Regions from separate parts of the Homo sapiens genome. Here region 2 is linked to region 1. A link is a loop called in an ENCODE intact Hi-C map of the cell type or tissue named here. Cell type or tissue: B cell. All regions are shown on one strand. Links, peaks and the distances in the headings refer to the core of each region. The heading gives the core; the rest is flanking DNA. Region 1 has its middle 58 kb from the start of IL20RA. Region 2 overlaps LOC102723633 (a long non-coding RNA gene).

Region 1 (10,439 bases), core at 3,537-6,036:
GTAGGGGTATTGCTATGTCCCCTAGGGTGGTCTGGGACTCCTGGCTTCAAGCTATCCTCCTGCCTTGGCTTCCCAAAGTGCTAGGATTACAGGCCTGAGCCACTGCACCTGGCCAAGAATGATGTTTTTTTTTTTTTGTTTTTTTGTTTTTGAGACACAGTCTCGCTCTGTCACCCAGGGTGGAGTGCAGTGGCGCAATCTTGGCTCACTGCAACCTCTGCCTCCCTGGTTCAAGCGATTCTCCTGCCTCAGCCTCCCGAGTAACTGGGACTACAGGCGCGTGCCACCATGCCCAGCTAATTTTTTGTATTTTTAGTAGAGATAGGGTTTCACCATGTTGGCCAGGCTGGTCTCGAATTCCTGACCTCAGGTGATCCACCCACCTCGGCCTCCCAAAGTGCTGGGATTACAGGTGTGAGCCACCGCACCCAGCCGCCAAGAATGATTTTTAATGAGAACCTAACAGCTTAAAGGACATAGCTATGTACCTTCCCATTTCCCAATAGTTGAAGAGCCTTAAGATTTTTTCTACTTTTTGTTTGTGTTGCAAAATGAGTATTATAATTTAATCCCTTTTCTGTTGATAGGTGTGAATAGTATTTTGCTTTAAGTTTTAAAATTACTAATTAATTGAACAATAAAAAATTACCAAAATTTGTATTTCCCTTTATAAAACTGCTTATGTCTTTTTCCTATTTATTTATTGTTTTCATGTTTTTCTTATTGATCTATAAGAGTTCTTCATATGCTAAGAATATTAACTTTTTATTCATTAACTGTTGCAAAAAACTTTACACCTCTCTTTTTGTCTTTTAATTTGGTTTATGCTAAATTTTAAGACTCATAAAATTTACAGCTTTATGGGGTTATAAAGTCTATTAGTCTTTTTTCATTATGACTTCTTCCATTGTTTCTATATTCTAAAAGCTATTTACCTTCCAGAGATCAGAAAAATAGTAAAGTGCTTTCTTCTTTTTTTATTTTTTTTGAGATGGAGTCTTGCTCTGTCGCCCAGGCTGGAGTGCAGTGGCATGGTCTCGGCTCACTGCACTCCGCCTCCCTGGTTCACGCCATTCTCCTGCCTCAGCCTCCTGAGTAGCTGGGACTATAGATGCCCACCACCACACCTGGCTCTCTGGCTAATTTTTGTATTTTTAGTAGAGACAGGGTTTCACCGTGTTAGCCAGGATGGTCTCAATCTCCTGACCTTGTGATCCGCCCGCCTCGGCCTCCCAAAGTGCTGGGATTACAGGCGTGAGCCACCGCACCCGGCCTGCAAAGTGCTTTCTTCTAAGTTTATTTTTGGTTTGAGTTTTTTCAGTCTAATTCTTTGGTTAATCTAGAATTTGTTTTGATGCATGGTGTGAGAGGAGAATGAGAACTTTCTTTTGGCCTAACCACAATGACAGGCCCATATATCTACCTGTTAAAATAAATGGAAAAAGACACCCCAGGCAAACACTCAATGCCAAGAAATCAATTAGTGGATTTTCTTCTTGGAAATACTATCTTGTTACAAAGGAGAAAAATGCTTAGGAAACTTTTATATAACTTCAGGTTTAGCCCAAGATTTTTTAAACACAGGAAAATCTCTTTCCCTTTTTTCTTATTCAAGGCATACAGTACGTTACTTTTACCTTATTTCAGAGTATCCATGTCTGGTTTTGTTGATGTATAAACACTTGGAGGCTTCTCTCTCTCTCTCTCTGACTCTCTCGTCACACATACATATCTTCCTCATTTGGCCACCCCCTCACTTCCTAAACCTTGCATGAAAAAAAAAAAAGGTTACCTTCAGGTGAATGAGTAACTTAGAGTTGTGATACAAAGGACTTGCTGGGTTAATTCCCTGCCGTGTTGCAAGTTAAGACCTCAGGAGGGATCCTGATTGAGATTGAAGCTATATACATAAATAAATCCCCAGCCGAAGCTTGATTTGAATAGATATATGGGAGCTGGGGACAGAATTGACCAGATGCTGGACCATATGATAAACACAGAGGATCACGGTGTGGTATAAAACCTGGGCAGTTCCATGGTACAGCTGGCCGTGCATAATCTTCTGCTAATTTATAAGGCGGGAGCATCTGCTCTTTCACTGCCACTCTCCAATTTTCTAACAACCTTATCCTTGGGTCTCTGGTTTAAAGCAGCCCCATGACGTGGCAGGAAAGAAAGGAGGGTTATCACCAGGGAAAAATGACACTGCCCAGAATCCTGACTTTCAGAGAAAAAAGAGAAAAGGCCTTGATTCTTATCCTGACTAAGCCTTCTTTTTTGGATAGTGTCATTTTGAAATCATTCTTTTAGATAGGGCATCTTGGGTTGCCATCACGGGATAGTGTCTTTCTCTATAAGAAGATTCTTTCTGCCCCTTAATCTATTAGAGGAGGCTGGGCACCATGGCTCATGTCTGTAATTTCAGCACTTTGGGAGGCCGAGGTGAGTGGATCACTGGAGTTCAGGAGTTCAAGACCAGCCTGGCCAACATGGTGAAACCCCGTCTCTAATAAAGATAGAAAAATTAGCCAAACGTGGTGGCTCACGCCTGTAATCCTAGTTACTCAGGAGGCTGAGACAGGACAATCACTTCAACCCGGGAGATGGAGGCTGCAGTAATCTGAGATTGTGCCACTGCACTCCAGCCTGAGCGACAGAGTGAGACTCTGTCTTAAAAAAAATAAAAGAAGTCTGTAAGAGAAGAATTTAGGCCAAACTAAAGCCTCAGATTGCTTTCAGTTGAGATAATACTGTTTCTGTTTAATTCAAAGCAACTAGTATTTTCTGGGGACTACATAGGCAAAATTGAGAAGCAGGAGTTATAATGCCCTCCTGGCCCTGGAACTTCCCAAACACCCATTGAGAAGGCCTGTCTCCCTACTCATGATTCTTTCTCCTCTTACTCTTTCGACTTCCTGCCAGGCAGGTTGGGGTTATGGTGGTGGCATGCCTCTCATTAACTACTACATTAGGCCCAGCTTTCTGCTACATCTTTGTTTAACCACATTGATGTATTAGTTGATAGAGGCTTAAAATATTTTTATCTTAAAAGAGACATCTGACACTGATGTTAAAAGGCTCAAAGGAATGAATATCTTAATGACGGAATTTCATTTTCTGGGACTCATAGGTAAAATAGTTTAACGAAATGGATGACGTTACCTTCAAATAACACTCTCTGGAAGAAACTCATTGGTCTAGGGATTAGAAGAGGTTTTAGTCCTTATTCTGCAACTATTATAGCCTCTGACATTGGTCACACCACTTAAGCCCGCTGAGCCTGGAGTCTCAATACCTTTTTCCTTTTGAATGGCAGAGAAAAACAAAACAATACACTTGGAAATTACTCCCTCAGGGCTTTTGGGACAGCTCCTTTTTTTTTTTTTTTTTGCCTGAGCCCTAGAAAGGGATCTGAGGAATTTTCAATTAGAAAGTGGGAGTATACTCCAACATGTAGATGACCTTCTTGTATGTAGTCCAACCCAGGAGGCATCTGACCAAAAAACCTTAAAACCATTTTGCATTCCCCGGCACTCGAGTCAGAAGAGTACGTGGATCTGCCACTAATGGGTGGGCTGGGATCACGACCTCATTCATTGCCCTGAGCTCCTGTACCATATGGTATTCCCCCAAAGGCTTCAAAATGGTCAAAATGAGGGTATTACAGGGAGAATTACAGGATTTCAGAAGTCCACGGGCAAGCAACCCCTTAACTACAGACACTATGCCCTTTCTTGCTTCCAGCTTAATTGGGTATTGTTTTCTGTTGGGAAAATGACTGGGGTCTTTGAGCTGTATTTTGATGGGCACTGCCATTCTAGCCCTTCCAGCCCTCCCAGTACACCATGCTCGTGGGTTGACCTGTTTGTGTACAAATGCGACTGTCAAGGATGCCATAAAACTCATAGACAAGCTTAGGCTGCTGTCATATTAGAACTCATCATATAAATGAATTTAAGGCCAAAACACTCAATGAATGTTACATTTATGACCTTCTGAAGTTGCCCTTTGACCCAGCATCACCTTGGCCATTTGTATCCCCTTGAGCCTCCTTCCCTCCCCATCTAATGGACAGTGGAGTAGCAAAGGCTCATGTCCAGTGGTTGAGATGATTTTTGCAGTGCTATGCGTGCCATGGGCAAGGGTCAGGGCAAAACTTTGACCCTGTTGATCCCTTCTCACCCCCTCCTTCAGCTTTACTCATTTCTCCTGGGCCTGTGTGCCATGTTTGAATGCCCTCAATTTCTCACCATGTCCTGCTCAAAGACCGTATTCACTGATGGTGCGCTGGCTTTTGGTATTATAAAGATTCCCAAATTCCTCTGATCATAAGAATCACCTGGGCTGCTCATCTTGTAATTCTGAGTCAGAAAGTTTGGGGTGGGGCCTGCTGATCTGTGCATTTAACCAAGACTCTGGGTGAGTCTCATGATCACATGAGTCTGAGACACATGGATTTAATGACTATGAAAGTTGAAAGATGCCCCTGAGATCATTTAAACCAGTGGTTCTCAAAGTGCAGCTCCCAACCAGAGCATCAGTGTCACCTGGGATTTGTTAGAAATGCAAATTACTGACTCTATGAAAAAGGAACTCTGGAGGTGGGGCCCAGTTCCCTGTGTTTTCACAAGCCTTCCAGACAATTATTGCATAGGCTAAAACTCCAGACTTGCTGATGTAGACCATCTCTCTCCTGTTATCCTCTATTTTACAGATAAGGAATGTTGGCACTCTGTCTATCACTTTGGGACCTTGGGTGTTGAAGTTGGGGAGGGGGACAAGTGCTACAATCCCTAGGTGATTGTGAACAGGGTGAGAAGAGAGATGGTAGAGGGCTCCTGAGAATGGGCCATCAGTGGTGTGATCCTCAGCTTCCAATCCCTATTCTCTGAGCCTGAGGTCTTATCTGTAGACAAGGACTCATGTTTGCTGAGGGTGCTGCTAAAAGACACCAGGTGTCTGAAGGGCCAAACCTTTGTGGTAAACCAGAGCTTAGATGTTTATAGTAACTCTCCACTAAGAAATCCCCTGAGAACCCAGCCACCAAGAAGCCCCAGTTCCTCTAAAGAAAGACATGTCTCACTCTCAGAGAAGTTTCAGCTCTGCTTTTGGTGGTTAGTGCCTGCCCATTCTCAGGATGGTTCATGAAAGAGTCTTCTACTTAGTGCTGTGGAATAACCATCTGAAATTGTAAGCTGTGGGTAGATAGTACTGTGGTGTAATCACACATCTTCCTGTCACACTGGTGGGAAGGATCAAGGGTTCAGCATAGTTCAGCCATCCCTGTTATTCTCAAAACCAGTGTTCCCAAACTTCAGTCATTTGGCTATAATTTTCACAATGTTTCTAAATTCAAGTACAATATGTATTGTCGTTTTATCTAATATTTTTCACTTGCTCAACTTAAAAAAACTAAGAATATTTTCAAATTTTCAAAATAATTATGAAGATAGTACAGAGAGTTCTCATATATATACCCCACGCCTGGTTTCCCCTATTGTTAAAATCTTATATTAGTATAGTACATTTGTCATAAATAATGAACTAAATTAATTGATACATTATTGTTAACTAAAGTCCATGCTTTATTTAGTTTTTACTTAATGTCCTTTTTTTTCTTTTCTGTACCTGGATCCCATTTAGGGTACCACATTAAATTTATTCATCACATTGTATTTGGGTCCTATTCCAGACCTAACAAAAAGTGGACTGATGCAAAAGAATGACACTCTGGTTAAAGCTATTGCTGTGAGTATTAAAGCCCTTTGTCTCTGATCCAAGAGTCTCATGTCTTCTGCCAGCATCTAAGAAACACTGACAAGTCAATTAGTTAGTTTCCAGGTAGGGTAAAGGCTTAGATATCTTACAGTTCTTGAACTTTTTTGTTGCACAATTGAAGTATTCAAAAAGGGTAAAAAAAATCAAGTTTTTAAATATTTAAACTAATTCAATTAAAGTATAAAAGGCCACTTAAAAGTGATGGTTAAAAGTTGCCAGATTCATAAACAAAGTAATAAGGTTTATGAGTTGGACTTAAAAATTCAAGGAATAATGAGGAATTTAAATTTGTAATTTTAATAAATAAAGTATTAATTTAAGAAAATCACAGTATCCCCTTAGTAATTTTTCCTGTCTATAAAAGCCCCTATCAAGGATGCCACAAAACTCATCTAGATAAGCTTGGGTTGTCATATTGGAACTCATCATATAAATAAATTTACCCAAAATTGTTTATGACCATGAATGACAAAGCTTTACTGTGCTCAAGCACATTTGCATTTTAGAATAAGATAAACAGCTTTGTTCAAAGAATGAAAGTCTAATGGTGAAATTTTGCCGCCATTGCAGGGCTAGTGCCCCTCATGTCACATTATGAGGTTAGCTTCTTTTACAGATTCAAAGGATAAAACAAGGGCCCTCTACTTTGTCCCTGCTGAATTCTCGAGACCTAGAACAGGCACATAATTGATGCTTATTAAAGATGTACAAATTAATGATCAGATTTTAGCCAGGGCCAGATTTCAGTTTTAGAAACATCACTCTGGCTGTAATATGAAAGTTAGATGGAAGAGGTAACACTAGAGAGGAGACCAAGCAGGAAGTTGGTGGCAAACCCTGACAGTAGACACACGGCCATGGCTTCCAGGGTTTTGGACTAAAATCCTACCCTCTTCAGGAAATAACTAGTCTCATTCTGGAAAACATCTGTTGGCTTATTAGTGGTCTCTGAGGGAGGCTAAAAGCCTGACCCTGGGGTGCCCTGTGACCATGTGGCCCATACTTCTCATCATGAATGGGTCTTCTCTGGACCATTAAACCATGAAGCAGGAGGAGCATAGCAAGACTGGATCCAACCTTACAGCACAAATAAAACTGCAGGATGTCAAGGATCAATGGACAAGGTGACCTGTTCTGTGGACATGTGACCTACTCAGTTTCACACTCTGGCATTTTCTCAATGTGCTCGTGAGCAAATGTCTGTGCAGTAAGGTCAGGGGTCCCACATGGCTCAGAAGAATAGGCCTCCTCTCACTGAGGCTGACTTGGCTGCTGCAGGCCTGAGTGTCCCGTCAGTCAATGGCAGGAAGCAGCCCGTGAACATCTTGGAGGGGGCAGTGATTTGTCCTCAATGGGGGAGACACATCCAGATTTGGGTTTGCCTTCTGAGCCCATCATACTCATGTGACTTATTGAATGTCTTATTCACCAGGGTTTTTTACCAAAACACTGCTTCTGATTAAGAACTCAGTTGGCTTTGGGTCTGCTTACTTCCAGTCAGTACCTGGGCCACTGACCACTCTCAATGTTCTTTTCTGCACGTGGATATTCAGGCTGACCTATTTCCTGGCTTGTAGGTTTGACACACTTTTCTTTCCTGTTTGAATCGTAGGTACCTTGAAGCTATCTGAAAAAAAAAAAATTGGCTTGGGTAGAAAGGCAACACCCTGGATTTGTTCTTTGCCTGAGGCTTCCTCTCTGTGTGGCTGAGGAGTCTTAACAGGCCTTTGAGAAAGGGCGTGAGTACTGGTTTTATCACTTGCAGCTCTGGTTCAATTAAGTGCTATTATAAGCCTCTTTACGTATCAGTTGGCTTTTCAACCCTTAACAAGTCTCTTCTTTTTGGATGCTCTCTACTTTCTTCCAGCTCTGCTTGCAAACTTGTCAATTCTTGTCTTAGTTGATCACTTTTTTAAAAACCTGTTTATAGACAGCAAAGAGAAGCCAACACAGATTGACATTTGGATTCTTTCCAATAGCTTCATTTGAAGCAATAGGAGAAGCGATCTGCTTCTCCAGTTATTGTAGGTAATAGCTTTGCCAAATGTTTTTTGACAATAGAACAAGGGTGGTCAACATTTTAGCCTGAAATACCCACGTCCCCATCACCTGTGATTCTCTCATTGTACCAATGCCACATCTTAGGTTTCAGTTATGGCAGCACTATGCACATTTCTGTATTATTTAGGGCAAGTGCCCAGCTGCTGCAAAGAGAAGCCAAAATGCCCTGGTTTAAATAGGATAGATATTTATTTCTCTCACATATTACAGTGCAGTACAGTGCAGGTTCTGTTCCAGGAAATCATTCAGGGATGCATTTGAGTGAAGTCAAGCAATTGTCTTCAAATCATAGCTTCCACAGCTGCTAAAGACATAGAAAAAGGAAAGGTGATTTGAAAGTAAACATCTTTCAGAAGAGGAACTGGAAGATGAACATACCAATTTCATTCATTTCCATTTGGTGAGAACTCAGGTAATTGGCTACATTTAGCTGCAAAAAGTTTGAAAAAAGTCATCTTAAGTCGGGGCAGCCCCACCGAAGAAAAAGTGAGAATAGTTTTGGGGGGTTAACCAATATTATGGTCAGCATACTGGTCTACCTTATTCTTTATAGTGCTTATGTAGCATACGACTTAACAGATATACGGTAATTTTTCAACCATGTCCCTCTTGGAGGATTTTTAGATTGTTTCCAATATATTGCTATTATAATCCCTCTTTATACATAAATATTTGTGCCCTGTAATTTTATAATTTGTGTCCAAACTGCCCTCTGAAGTTGTATTATCCTATCCTCATACTAAGGGTGCTGGCTTCCCCATGGCTTCACAAAATTGCGTCTTATCTGACTTTTTAGTTTTTGCCAATTTATTAGGTAAAAGATGGTGTCTTGTTTTAGCTTGCATTTAAAAAATTATGTTTAGCATTTTTTCCTTCCTTTATAAAATCATTTTCTTTCTCCCTTCCTTCCCTTCCTTCCTTCCTTTTTCTTTTTCTTTCTTTCTTTTCATTCCTTCATTCCTTCCTTTTTTTTTTTTTTGAGAGAAGTCTCTCTCTTGTCCCCCAGGTTTGAGTGCAATGGCTTTTTCTCTGCTCACTGCAACCTCCACCTTCTGGGTTCAAATGATTCTCCTGCCTCTGCCTCCCAAGTAGCTGGGATTAAGGCGCCTGCCACCATGCCCAGCTAATTTTTGTATTTTTTAGTAGAGATGGTGTTTCACCATGTTGGCCAGGCTGATCTCGAACTCCCGACCTCAGATGATCCACCTGCTTTGGCCTCCCAAAGTGCTGGGATTACAGACGTGAGCCACTGCACCCGGTCCCTCCCTCCTTCCTCCCTCCTTTCCTTCCTTCCTTCCTTCCTTCCTTCCTTCCTTCCTTCCTTCCTTCCTTCCTTCCTTCCCTCCTTCTGTCTCTCTCTCTCTCTCTCTCATCTCTCTCTAGTTTTGGAACTGCCTATTCTAACCCTTTATAACTTTCCTGTTGAGTTTTTGGTAAGTTTTAAAAATAAATTTTAATGAGAATTTTATAGATGCATAACACTTTTCCAAGTATAGTATTCCTGGGTGTCACTGAACACCACAGGTGGGCAAACTACAGCTTGGAGGCCAAATCTGTCCTGTAAATGGCATTTTATTGGAACACAGTCATGCTCATTTGTTAACATATGGTCTATGGCTGCTTTTGCCCTACAACGGCTGAACTGAGTGGTTTTGACAAATATTATATGGCCTTGAGTCTAAAATATTTACTCTCTAATCTTTACACAGAAAAAGTTTGCTGATTCTTGCCCCAGACTCCATGAAAGAATCTCCAGTGTTGTGGGCTGTACACGTATATTTTGAAAAAAGCTTCTCAAGTTTCTAAAGTTTGAGAAGCATGTTTGGAAAAAAAAGTATCCAAAGTTTGAGAAACATGATTTAGTTAGTAGTAGAATACAGAAAGGCATACTTTCCCATCAGACTCCTTTTCACATCTTCTGCATTTCTTCCCCTTTTCTTTCCACATCTGACCACCCCAAACCAAAGTTTTAAGAGAAACATCTAGGGGGTTTCCAAGTTAGTATGGCTAGTAATAATCTGTCTTATTACTCAGGCATTGCAAAATTCCTTAGCTGTAGTAAAACTTTATAAACAGTAAAAATTTGGGGCAAAAGCAAAAAATGGACATTTCTCACATCTTGAAAAAGAAAACACAATTCTTCTCTTTAGAAAATAATATTGATATGCACAGTTGTACATGTGAGTGCCTAGACATGTATATATTAGCATAATGATGTGTGTGTATGTTTATGCATGACACACATGGAAACATATACATTGGAAGCACCGCTTTGGATCAAACTCATGATTCAGACAGTCCAGTATATTGTTTCTAGTACATGTCTCCAGCCACCCTCAAACCTGCCAAGACCAGCTCGGTTGGGGAGACCCTAACCCAACAGCGCTAGAGGAATTAAAGACACACACACAGAAATATAGAGGTGTAGAGTGGGAAATCAGGGGTCTCACAGCCTCCAGAGCTGAGAAGCTCAAACAGAGATTTACCCACTTATTTATTAACAGCAAGCCAGTGATAAGCATTGTTTCTATAGATTATAGAGTAACTAAAAGTATTCCTTATGGGAAACAAAGGGATGGGCTGAAATAAAGCGATGGGTT
Region 2 (10,439 bases), core at 3,872-6,371, 330 kb after region 1:
TTTTATGAACAATCTTGCAGAAGTGTGATTGGAGGACAAAGGGGTATGATTTAATGGTAATAAACGTGGGGGAACTTAGCAAGGCCTGTTTGTTCAGATTCTTCTTGACCTCCAGGACTGCTCTGGATGGAGGGTCTTATGACCTACTTTCAGGGGAGTAGGCCAGAGAATTTTTTTGTGACCTTCTTCAGGGGAGGAAGGTGGAATAAGGTCAGAGATAAAGAAAGAGGGTCAGAGAGTGCTCTTCTGCTTTTGTGGTTTTCTCGATTTCTTTCAGCCGTAAATACTCAGTATGCCCAGGTGTCATTGTAGAAGATGAGAATGGAAGGCACAGAAAGAATGTGGCATGAGTAAGAAGGAGGAACTCAAGGCTTTTCTTATTTTACAACCTGAAGAAAGGAACCCATAGAAATAATCCTTTATTTCACTGGTTATTTGTTGCTGAGGGTCTCCCTGGCTTGGCCCACCTAGATCTACAGCATATAGAGACCCTTGGTGCAATCCAAGAGGAGGGGAGAAATGCCAATTGCTGTATCAGCATAAATGCACAAACTCAGAAAGCTACTGGCAGCAAGCCATGGGTTCAAATCTGAGCTCTACCAGTTACTTTCTATGTGACCTCAGACAAATTGCTTAGCTTCCAAACTATTTCCCTGCCTCCTGTATTGCACCCCTTTTAATGCAGCCAAGGCAGGACAGAAAGTGCAAGGCAAAGAGCTTGAGAGAACACCATGAGGAAGATATCTTCATGAGGTTGGCATGGCTGGAGCTGAGGATGTATGTAGGGATGCGAAGCTAATGAGAAATCCAAAAATCAAGGGCAGGAGAGAGACCAGAATCAAGGCCATTTTGGAGGTTACAGTAATACCCTACAAATGAGATGAAGAGAAACTGAACTTGGATAGTGGCTGTGAGAAGGGAAAGGACTCTACCTTTAGGAGACAGACTCAGCGAAGGGCAGTACAAGGTGACTTCCAAGTTTAGGTCTAGATAAATGGGGGGGTGGTGCGGGGTGATGGCTTTCATGTAAGTAGGACCGTAAGTGAAATTGGGAGGGCTTGAAGGGAAAAGATGGGTTTAGTTTTCCTAATAAGCTAAATTTGTAGTGCTAAATATCCATGGAGAAGTCAGGAAGGCCGGTAGAAATGAGAATTTGTTTCATCATTTTTCTTTTTTTTCTTTTTTTTGTTTGAGACAGGGTCTTCTTCTGTCAACCAGGCTGGAGTGCAGTAGTGCAATGGTGTGATTTCAGCTCACTGCAACCTCAAGCATCTGAGGCTCCAGCAATCCTCACACCTCAGTCCCTGAGTAGCTGGGACTATAGACACATGTCACCATGCCTGGCCAATTTATGTACACACACACACACACACACACACACATGCACACACATACACACACACACACACACATGCACGTATATGTATATATATATATTTGGTAGAGACAGGGTTTCGCCATGTTGCCTCGGCCAGTCCTTTTTTCCATTTGTATCACGTAATGTGTTAAAAATATACAATCTTCTTAAAGTTGAGGGTAATTAGGATAAATAAAATAAATACTTAATTAAGAGAGTCCTCAGTATACCAATGCTGAATATAACTGATTCAAGAAAAAAATTTAATTCTGGGAAGCATGCTTATAGATAGTAAATTGAATTTTATGTGTACATGTGTGATAGACACATCCAGATTCACACACACACACACACACACACACACACACCACACACAGAAACTGTTTCCCTATTCATTAACAGAGCAGAAGGAAACCATGGCATTGAGGAAGGAGTAGATGATCACACCCAGCCTCCTGGCTTGATTAATAAGCGACAGAATCATGTTCCTGTTTTGAGGAAGCTTTCCTATCATGGCTGTCGTCTCTGGAGAGCTCCAGCCTACAAAGCGATAACATCTGGTGCCCATTATTTCCCCAGATCTGTTGTGATTAGTCCATATGATAAGCCTGGCCAATTGCTGTGGGCAAGGTATTGCTACATTCTCCCCATCAGGGTACTGGAGCTGTCACTTCTGGTTTGTGGCCCCTGCTAATTTGCCACCAAAATTTCCAATATCTGCTAGAATTCCACAAGGAAATCTCAGTGCCTTGGAGGGGCAATAGGCTGTGTGGCTGTAGACAGAAGGCCAGCGCTGATAATAAAGAGGCGAGGTTTATCAATTAACTCAAGCAGCACTGTGTGGACAGTGACCAGCGGTCCACTCCCACTTCCGTTGTGTCAGGTTGATGAAATGGTCCAGGAAAACTTCAGATTTGCTGATGACAGAAACAGTGAAGCATCTGAAAGTTAGAAGAAAAAAATGGTTTAGAAGCTCTTTACTATTTGACCAAAGTGAATTTTCTGGCCTTCCAGATGCCTTTTCCTTCTCCATTCCTCCCCCTCCCTCTCACACTATGATACATGAGGATAATAGTTGGAACCCATCCAGGTGGCAGAATGGCTTGTCATTTCAGATGGTAGAAAAAGATTCAAGCCCCTAAAAAGGGCAGTTGCACTATCTGATAGGACTCATTAATATTGGAGCTGGATATTATGTTTTATGTTCCTTTAAAAACTGACCTAGAGCTTACTTTTATGAGAGTTCTTCAGATTTACTTGGAACAACCAATACACTGATGGCAAAAAGTAAAAAAAAAAAAAAAATGCAGCCAATCAAACAATTATAATTTTAAAGAACTGACATTCATTGAATATGTTTTTTACTGAAATTAATGTGCATTTTGTCACTAAATAATTTCTGAAGATGAAATGTGGGACATTTTACCAAATTGATATTTGAAAGGTTAGAGAGCAAATTAGCGCTTTCTGTATGTTTTTTGTGATTTTAATAAACATTTAAAATTATTTGGTTCAAAAACAGTCTTAGAAACATATACTTGTTTTGATACTTTGGAAAATAATTTCAGCAAATAATTCAGAATTTAAAATATATGATAATTTATCACTTATTCAATTGAACCTATAATTTCTTACTAATCACATGTCAAGTGTTATGACTAAAAGTTGTCATAAATAACTTGCCACTTAAATCTGCATAAAGGAAGTAAAATTAACTATTAACTACATGAGAAGTTACTATGTGAGAAGAAGATCATGTGATGGATGCCTGAATTTCTCCTCTGTTATCTAGATGTTTTGCTGTTGTGCAAACATGGACCTGAAATCCAGAATGGAGAAAGGTTATTTTGTGACTAAAGTCAAAGATGTTAGAAGCAACAGATAGCCAGATAGCCAAAATCCAGATGCTGAATTTTGTAAGCAAACATCAGATTTGTACAGCCAGAATCATTCCAGCAAATGTAAATATGGGTGAAACAAAATAGTGGTGTAAAGATAGAAGGAATGGTTTGTCCTGAACTATCAAGTAATTTTGTCTAACTTTTTTTTCTATTAACAGAAAAAAAAAATAGAAATGTTGATTTAAGGCAAAAATGCAAACAGTCTTCCAATCTTACTCTGCCTGAGTCAAAATAGCCTTTTTACTTTTTCTTCTTTATATTAATCCCATTTTAATCTTGCTCCTGCTGCCCAGAGAACCTTTAACCATGGAATGCTGGTCTGGCTTTAGTAGACTTTCATTCCCCTAGTTCCACTTCCAGCTGAGCTCTGCTTCTCCCCTCCCAGTCCCTGGCCTGTCTCCAGGGCTCAGAGATCCCTTCTCATACAAGGACCATGTTTACCTGGTGAGGACAACCAAGCTAGTGATGAAGCTGTTATCCTCTGAAGTGTGGTACCTAATAATTTAGGCTCCAGCTGGATTTGGAAAGGCCTGAATGCTATCAATTAGTTGTGTGCAAGCAGCATTCCCTCAGTAATGAGCTCTTCGTCACTTCACTTTGAACGCTGGTGTCTTGACCAAGAGGTCTCCTATAGGCAAGTCACTGAAGAAAACAGAATGAAAAATCTGTCATTAATGAATTTGCCCCCCAGGTAGATCTAAGAAGACAGACTTTGGCTCCATCTAGGTCAAAGCTGAAGTCCAGTGAGTATGCAACCCTGGGCCATGACTTTGGATAATGGAAGCCCAAAAGTCTTCCCTCAATCATTAGCCTCCTTCAATTGTTTTTGAATTACATATTAATTAATCATTTCCTTCAAAGAGAAACTATCTGGGAAAAAAAGTTTGCTATTGACAGGGGTAAATCAAAGTGTAAAATTGATCTATAGAACTATATAAATGATATCAGTAATAATGTAATGAAAATGCTTCATTTTATTTCCTTTATGTTTTTCTAAAGTTGATAACTACTGCTTCAATATTGCATTTCAGATTTTCTATGCAGGTACAGTCACATTTATGTCTTTTAATAATAGAGTTCATCCATCATACAAGATTGATGATCCCTGCAGAAGTTAAAAGTCTAGGAATAAGAAATTTGGTAAGTTTTTATAATCAAAAAACAAAGTCTGGTAAGGGTCAAACCTCCAAAAGTAAAAGGCTATGCTAATCTCTTAGAGATGAATGAATTCCTTGTGGATGTTATCAGTAGTTAAGTTTTTGGCTTTGCAAAATCTCTTTCCTTTTCTTTAATATTTTCCTTTTATTACCCATAGTTTTCCCTTAGAACAATTAATTTAGTAAATTTAAACAGAGTAAAAAATCTAAAAACCTACAAGTTGTTTTCATAATGACTCCAAATAATATCTCCCATTTTTCCAGTGAATGTGTTTTGCCACTTCAATTGCCTCTACTGATCAAGAAAGCAAAGACCCCCTAAACTTCAGGGCAAAAAGTGAAGAATAAATTTGATTTGTGTTAGTGCCAATACAGTTTTGAGTATGTGTGTAGCTTTGATGTGATTAAAAACATGGTCATTCTTCTGGTTTAAAACAATGAAAATTAATAAATAGACTACTTACAACAATTTTTTAAAATCATGAGCATTTGGGTGTGTTAAAGTACTTATTCAACTTTGCTAAATGTATTCATCCCGAACTGAAAGTAGAATTACTCCTGCTTTTGCATTTAATGCATAATAACATAGGGTAAAATCTCCTGGGGTAGAGAGGCAGGCATAGTCTTCAAGTCTAAGCACAAACCCAGAAGTTCCACTTGACTAGGCTTACAGAGGAGCCCTCTCCTCTGTGAGAGGTCAGACCCTCTCCATTGACACTAATGGACCGTTTTATGCAAAACTGTTCATTTTCCGGAAGGGACCATGTTTGACTGGTGGAGTGATTCACAAAAATCACTTCATTAAAAGAATACTCTTCATGCATGGCCTTACTCCCTTTAGTGGGACAGAAACTGTGAGCCATGCATGGGTACCCAAGAAAGGGGAAGCTCATCTCCACAGTGTGAATCCAACCCCGAGTTCCAGTCCCTGTGTTCAGACAATGACATCCTGTCGCTGGCACACAGGCTAATGCAAACCTTGCAACTCCATTTATCCCTGGAATGCCTAATTCCATGCAACTGAGCATTACACACAACATTAGGGGATCCAAATCCACAGGAGAGCCCCCCAGAACCCCAAGTCCCCACACCAATGCTAGGTTTCTTTTCCCCTAGTTCTCCATGGAGCAGCAAATGGTGCTGTTCATGACAGGTATGGCCAATGGAGCTTCAAGTTTTCCTTCTCTGACCAGGCCCACGAGAGCTCTGTTCCCTGTGAACCTACGAAACCAACACAAGCTGCATGTGCTGTCTCCTCTTGAAAGAGCACTTGCTCCCAGGAATTCTCTCACAGTCTCCAATAGCAGAAGTCCAAAGACATGACAATATCAGAGAGGAAGGTGCTGTCATTTGCAAAAGGAGAAGGAATAGGGCCTACTGAGGTTTGGAAGGCAGAAAGGAAGCAAAAGGCTGAGATGTTGGTGAGACCATGGTGAAAATGCCAAAAGATTCTGGTACAATGTCTCTAAACCTTTTGAAGCTTCAGCAGCCTACATTGTTCTTCCGAAGTTGCCTTGCTTGGTCTGTCAATGCACCTAGCTGCAAATGCCACCACTTTGCATCCATCTGAAGGGTGATTCTGCTTCTCTCATCAGGACGTCTCTCTGTCTCTCTCTTATTACTTCTTGACTTCTGCATTGGATGTGGTAATAGCAGATTTCATTTAAGTTTGGAGTCTATACCCTTCAACCTTTCAAAATACTAAAAAGCGAGTTCGTTGCCTTTAAGATTGCAGTGACCAGCAGGCTGTGAAAGGTCGGTTTTGCTGTGATTTGCACAACCCAGGACTGCTCAGAGCTCAGCTGCACCAGGCTAATTTCCATAAGCATCATGTGGTGTTACAGAAACCACATTTTGCCAAGCTGTCAACTATACAGCCTTCTCTTTGCTAAACAGACTCCCATTAAAACTGTCTGCACAATTTGTCAGTTAAATGAGGTACAAGAGGGACGCTCTATTTGCCCCTAATTAGCTGCACAGACTACCTTTGTCTGTTTGATTAAGCATTCACATTATCAATTTTGTTTAATCTGATTCATTTCACACACCTCCCCTGGGACTCAGCCCATATGGTTAACTAATCTCTGATATCATCTCTCATATCAGGCAGCTATCATCCCCCCCAGAACACATTCTACCCACAGGCATCATGCTCATCAAGCTCAGCAGAGGGGAGTTGGTCTGGTGAGAGGCAGAAATGGAGCCCAGGAACTGAAGCTGAACCCTGACATGCTTGACTTAAAGCAGAGAGCAAATTCTTCCTTGGTGCCATCTGTCCGCCGTCATCCATCCACTCGTTTATTCATATTCACTCATTCACTCATTCCGGCAGTATACATATTGTCTGCCTACTATGCACCAGGGGCTGTGGTGGGAGGTGGGAGGGATACAAAGTGTACAAGATAAGGTTCCTGCTCTTGGATTGCTTATTATCTCAGCCCTGGAGAGTACTATGGAAACCGCCAACTAGTGTGCAAAGCACACTCCTTCCCTGAGGCCAGTTTACCTAATATCTGTCACACATGGCCTATTTGGCTGGGCTACCAAACAACTCGCTGAAGAAAGCTTTTAGATAAAGGCATTAAAGCAAGTGGTCATGGCTTCATGAAATAATCTCCCCTCCCACTCCCAACTTGGACAATGATTGGCAATGGGAAGGAGGAGTTTTAGGAATTGGAATTAACAAATTACTTGATCTTTCACAGTTATGAAATTTCAATGCATCTCATGCATGATTGAAGCTATTCCTTAATTAAATCAAACTAGTTGTATTCAACCTGATATCTTCAGTATATTGACAGAGAGACTATTAAACAGTAGTAGAGCACAAATAAAAATGTTGAGAGAAAAAGTAATTCATTTAATTTAGATGAAAGTATAAAACTAATCTGAAAATGGGTGTAGTTGAAAAATATACAGGCATTCTTGGCTCATGAAATACATGTGTTTGTAAAAATCAATATCAAAACCTTATGCTGAATAGATTGCAATCTCAGAAACATATTCTCCGTGGGTATTAGGGCAAATACAGACTTATGAGACCCGAATAAAAGCAACATGTGAAGAAAAAACCCAAGGGTTTTAGGACAACATGAATCCATAGAGCAATGAGGTTGTCAAAAGAGTCAACGTGTGTTTAGATTACATCCATAGAGTCAGGCAGAGTCCTGCTCCAATTTCCACAAGTCAGGACGTTGTTCTAGGGATCATGCTAGAAGGTTCTTGGGTCCTGGCAGGTGATAAACACTTGGAAATGAATATTGAAAATTCAGCATTGGAATTGGAGGGCCCTAGAAGTTATCCAGTGCCATCCTCTACTTTTTCTGGGAATCTCCTGGATGACATTCCTAGGTAAGGGAATTGTCAGATTCTGTATAGGTGCCTTCACGAATGGTTCCACTGTTCTGCTGAGTTGCCCCCTCCAGTCTGTCAGTGCTGGCAACTGAAAATGTAGTTATTACGCTGAGCTGAAATCTGCCCCTGTAAAACTCCATTCGCTGACTCCAGTGAGTGGATCCCTGCAGTAAGTCTGATCCCGTCTTAATAATTTTGAAGACACCTTTAGTGCTTAACCTCAGCTTTCCTTCACCAAGCACAGCACCCTCGATTCTTTCAGCATTTCTTCATTTTGGGGTTTCCAGTCCTCCCACCCTCCCTTCTCCCTTTCTTCCAAATATTCTTTCGTTGGTTACCCTTCCTCTCAGAGTGTGATCCCTGGAACAAATTCCTCACATGTGGAAATTAAAGCAGGACTCTACCTAACTCTATGGATGTAATCTAAGCACATGTGGACTCTTTCAACAGCAACCTCATTGCTCTGTGGATTCATGTTGTCCTAAAACCCTTGAGTACTTATTTTTTTAAGTGTTGCTTTTATTCAGTTCTCATCATTCTGGATTAGATCTAATACTCAACTTTATGTTAATCCCTATTATGTATTATCTTATTGACATCAGTTCATCATTTTAGTTTGTGGGTTGAAATCTGATTCTGCCATTTCAATTTTGTGTTGTCTCCCAGTTCGACAGGGATGGCATGACTGTCTTTATCCAAGTCATTGATCAAAATGTTAAAAGAGAGAAGAATAAAAATGGGTAACCAGAAGTCACTGAGTTTTCTAGAATGAAAAAAAAAAAAAACTAGTACCAACACGTGTTGGGCAATTATTGATACCAGAGACTACAGTGAATGAATGCTTTATATGTCTTCTCCAATTTAGTACTCACAAAACTCTTATTCAGTATCATTAACACCAGATTATAGATGAGACAACTGAGGATAGGTGCCTAAGAAAATAACTGCCCGAAAGAAGGTAGTTAATAATTATTTGGAGTTAGAATTTTGACCAAGGACTGACTAATGCCTGAGCCTGACTTATGAAGCACTTTGCTGTATTTGCTACCTCTTTACTGCATCATTAAGAGAAAGGAATCAGACCATAGGCAACAACAATGACAGAAATGGAAAGTAAGATTTCCTGAACCCTCGTTATCTCACCCATGTTTGTTAGCATGCCACACATCCCACTCGGGTGAAAAGGGTTGAATTAACCACATCTCTCTATGAAAGTCACACTATCACCCTTGTTGGGCTCCTTTCATGATTTATTTATTTATTCTTTTGATTGTCCTTTCCATTTTCCATTCTTCTCCTGTCACAGAAAACTTTTCTAATATGCGTGGTCTATAACCTTGAATTTGTATATATCCTTGGGAAATGTGTAGTGTTATTGATTTGGATGTATTTATTTGTATAAAATACAATGGGCTATGGACTTCTTTCTGTGTTTTATTCTTCTTCCAGAGTACTAAGGTAAAAATCTTAGTCCTGCTTATATCTAGCTCATTGCCCCTAATGGCTGCATGGTAGAATCTGATGCACATCCACCACATCTTATTTTGTCCATTCCTGCAGTGATGGAGAGCTGGATTGCCTCCACCTCTCTGCTATCACAAACAACGCTAAAGTGAACTTAGAGGTCATTATGGTAAGTGAAACAAAACAGACAGAAGGAAGTAGTGCATGATCTCGCTCATATATGGAATCTAAAAAAGTTGAATTCATAGAAGCAGAGAGTAGGATGGTGGTTGCAAGCAACTAAGGGTGGGGAAAATGGGAAGATGTTGGTGGAAGCGTACAAAGTTTTTATAGGCAGGATGATAATTTCTGCAGATCTAATATACAACCAAGTGACTATGACTTTAGTTAATAATACTGTATTGTATACTTGAAATTTGCAGAGTAGGTATAAGTGTTCTCACTGCACACACTCATATACACACAAAAAGGTGACTATATGAAGGCATGGATATGTTAATTAGCTTGAGTGTGGTGATCATCTCATAATGTATACAGACATTAAAACATCACACTGTGGCCCGGCGCCATGGCTCAGGCCTGTAATCCCAGCACTTTGGGAGGCCGAGGCAGCCCAATCACTTGAGATCAGGAGTTCTAGACCAGCCTGACCAATATAACATGGTGAAACCCTGTCTCTACTAGAAATACGAAAATTAGCCGGGCATGGTGGTGGGCTAGTGTAGTCCCAGCTAGTTGGGAGGCTGAGGCAGGCAAATCCCTTGAACCCGGAGGCAGAGTTTGCAGTGAGCCGAGATTGCTCGATTGCACTCCAGCCTGGATGGCAGAGCAAGACTCCATCTCAAAAAAAAAAAATTCACATTGTATACTTTAAATATATAAAATTTTGATTTGTCAATTATACTTCAGTAAAGCTGGAAAAAATAAAAAGAAGAAATATAATTACAATGTATGGAAATGTAATCTAATGGTTAAAATAAAATATGAAGATATATGTAATGATTAAAAATCTCATTCTAGAAATATAGATACCAAATATACTTTACTATAGGAAAAGTAAAGTAAAATAGAATATAGAACAGTCTTCAAATTTTGATAGCAAATTTGCTTTTAAAAATTAAAATAGTATGAAAGTAACCAGAGAACTCTAAAAGAAGATAACCCAAAATGTTAATAATATGTTTTTGTGAATTTTAAATATTTTCA

Evidence for each region. A loop is a pair of places that touch in the nucleus more often than their neighbours do. Peaks named below come from ENCODE experiments on the same cell type or tissue, not always from the same donor. Only the 100,000 strongest peaks of a DNase experiment are listed, where the experiment ranks them.
Region 2: a loop joins it to region 1, with 6 times the contacts of the local background. A loop is called at or near these places in 2 of 110 quality-filtered maps.

What each region holds. Positions count from the first base shown.
Region 1 is chr6:137,098,163-137,108,601 of GRCh38, forward strand. No RefSeq gene overlaps it. Among named protein-coding and RNA genes, the nearest start is that of IL20RA, 58 kb to the left of the region's middle. RefSeq lists an enhancer at 7,959-8,018. In B cell, for the core only: no CTCF peak of the experiment used is centred there; DNase peaks (open chromatin) are centred at 4,579 and 4,999; H3K4me3 peaks cover 1,041 bases; H3K27ac peaks cover 2,374 bases.
Region 2 is chr6:137,425,934-137,436,372 of GRCh38, forward strand. LOC102723633 (a long non-coding RNA gene) reads left to right here. Exons shown (of 5, transcript XR_943053.1): 3 at 4,290-4,398. Among named protein-coding and RNA genes, the nearest start is that of OLIG3, 63 kb to the right of the region's middle. RefSeq lists an enhancer at 5,038-5,127. In B cell, for the core only: no CTCF peak of the experiment used is centred there; DNase peaks (open chromatin) are centred at 5,278 and 6,248; H3K4me3 peaks cover 1,547 bases; H3K27ac peaks cover 311 bases.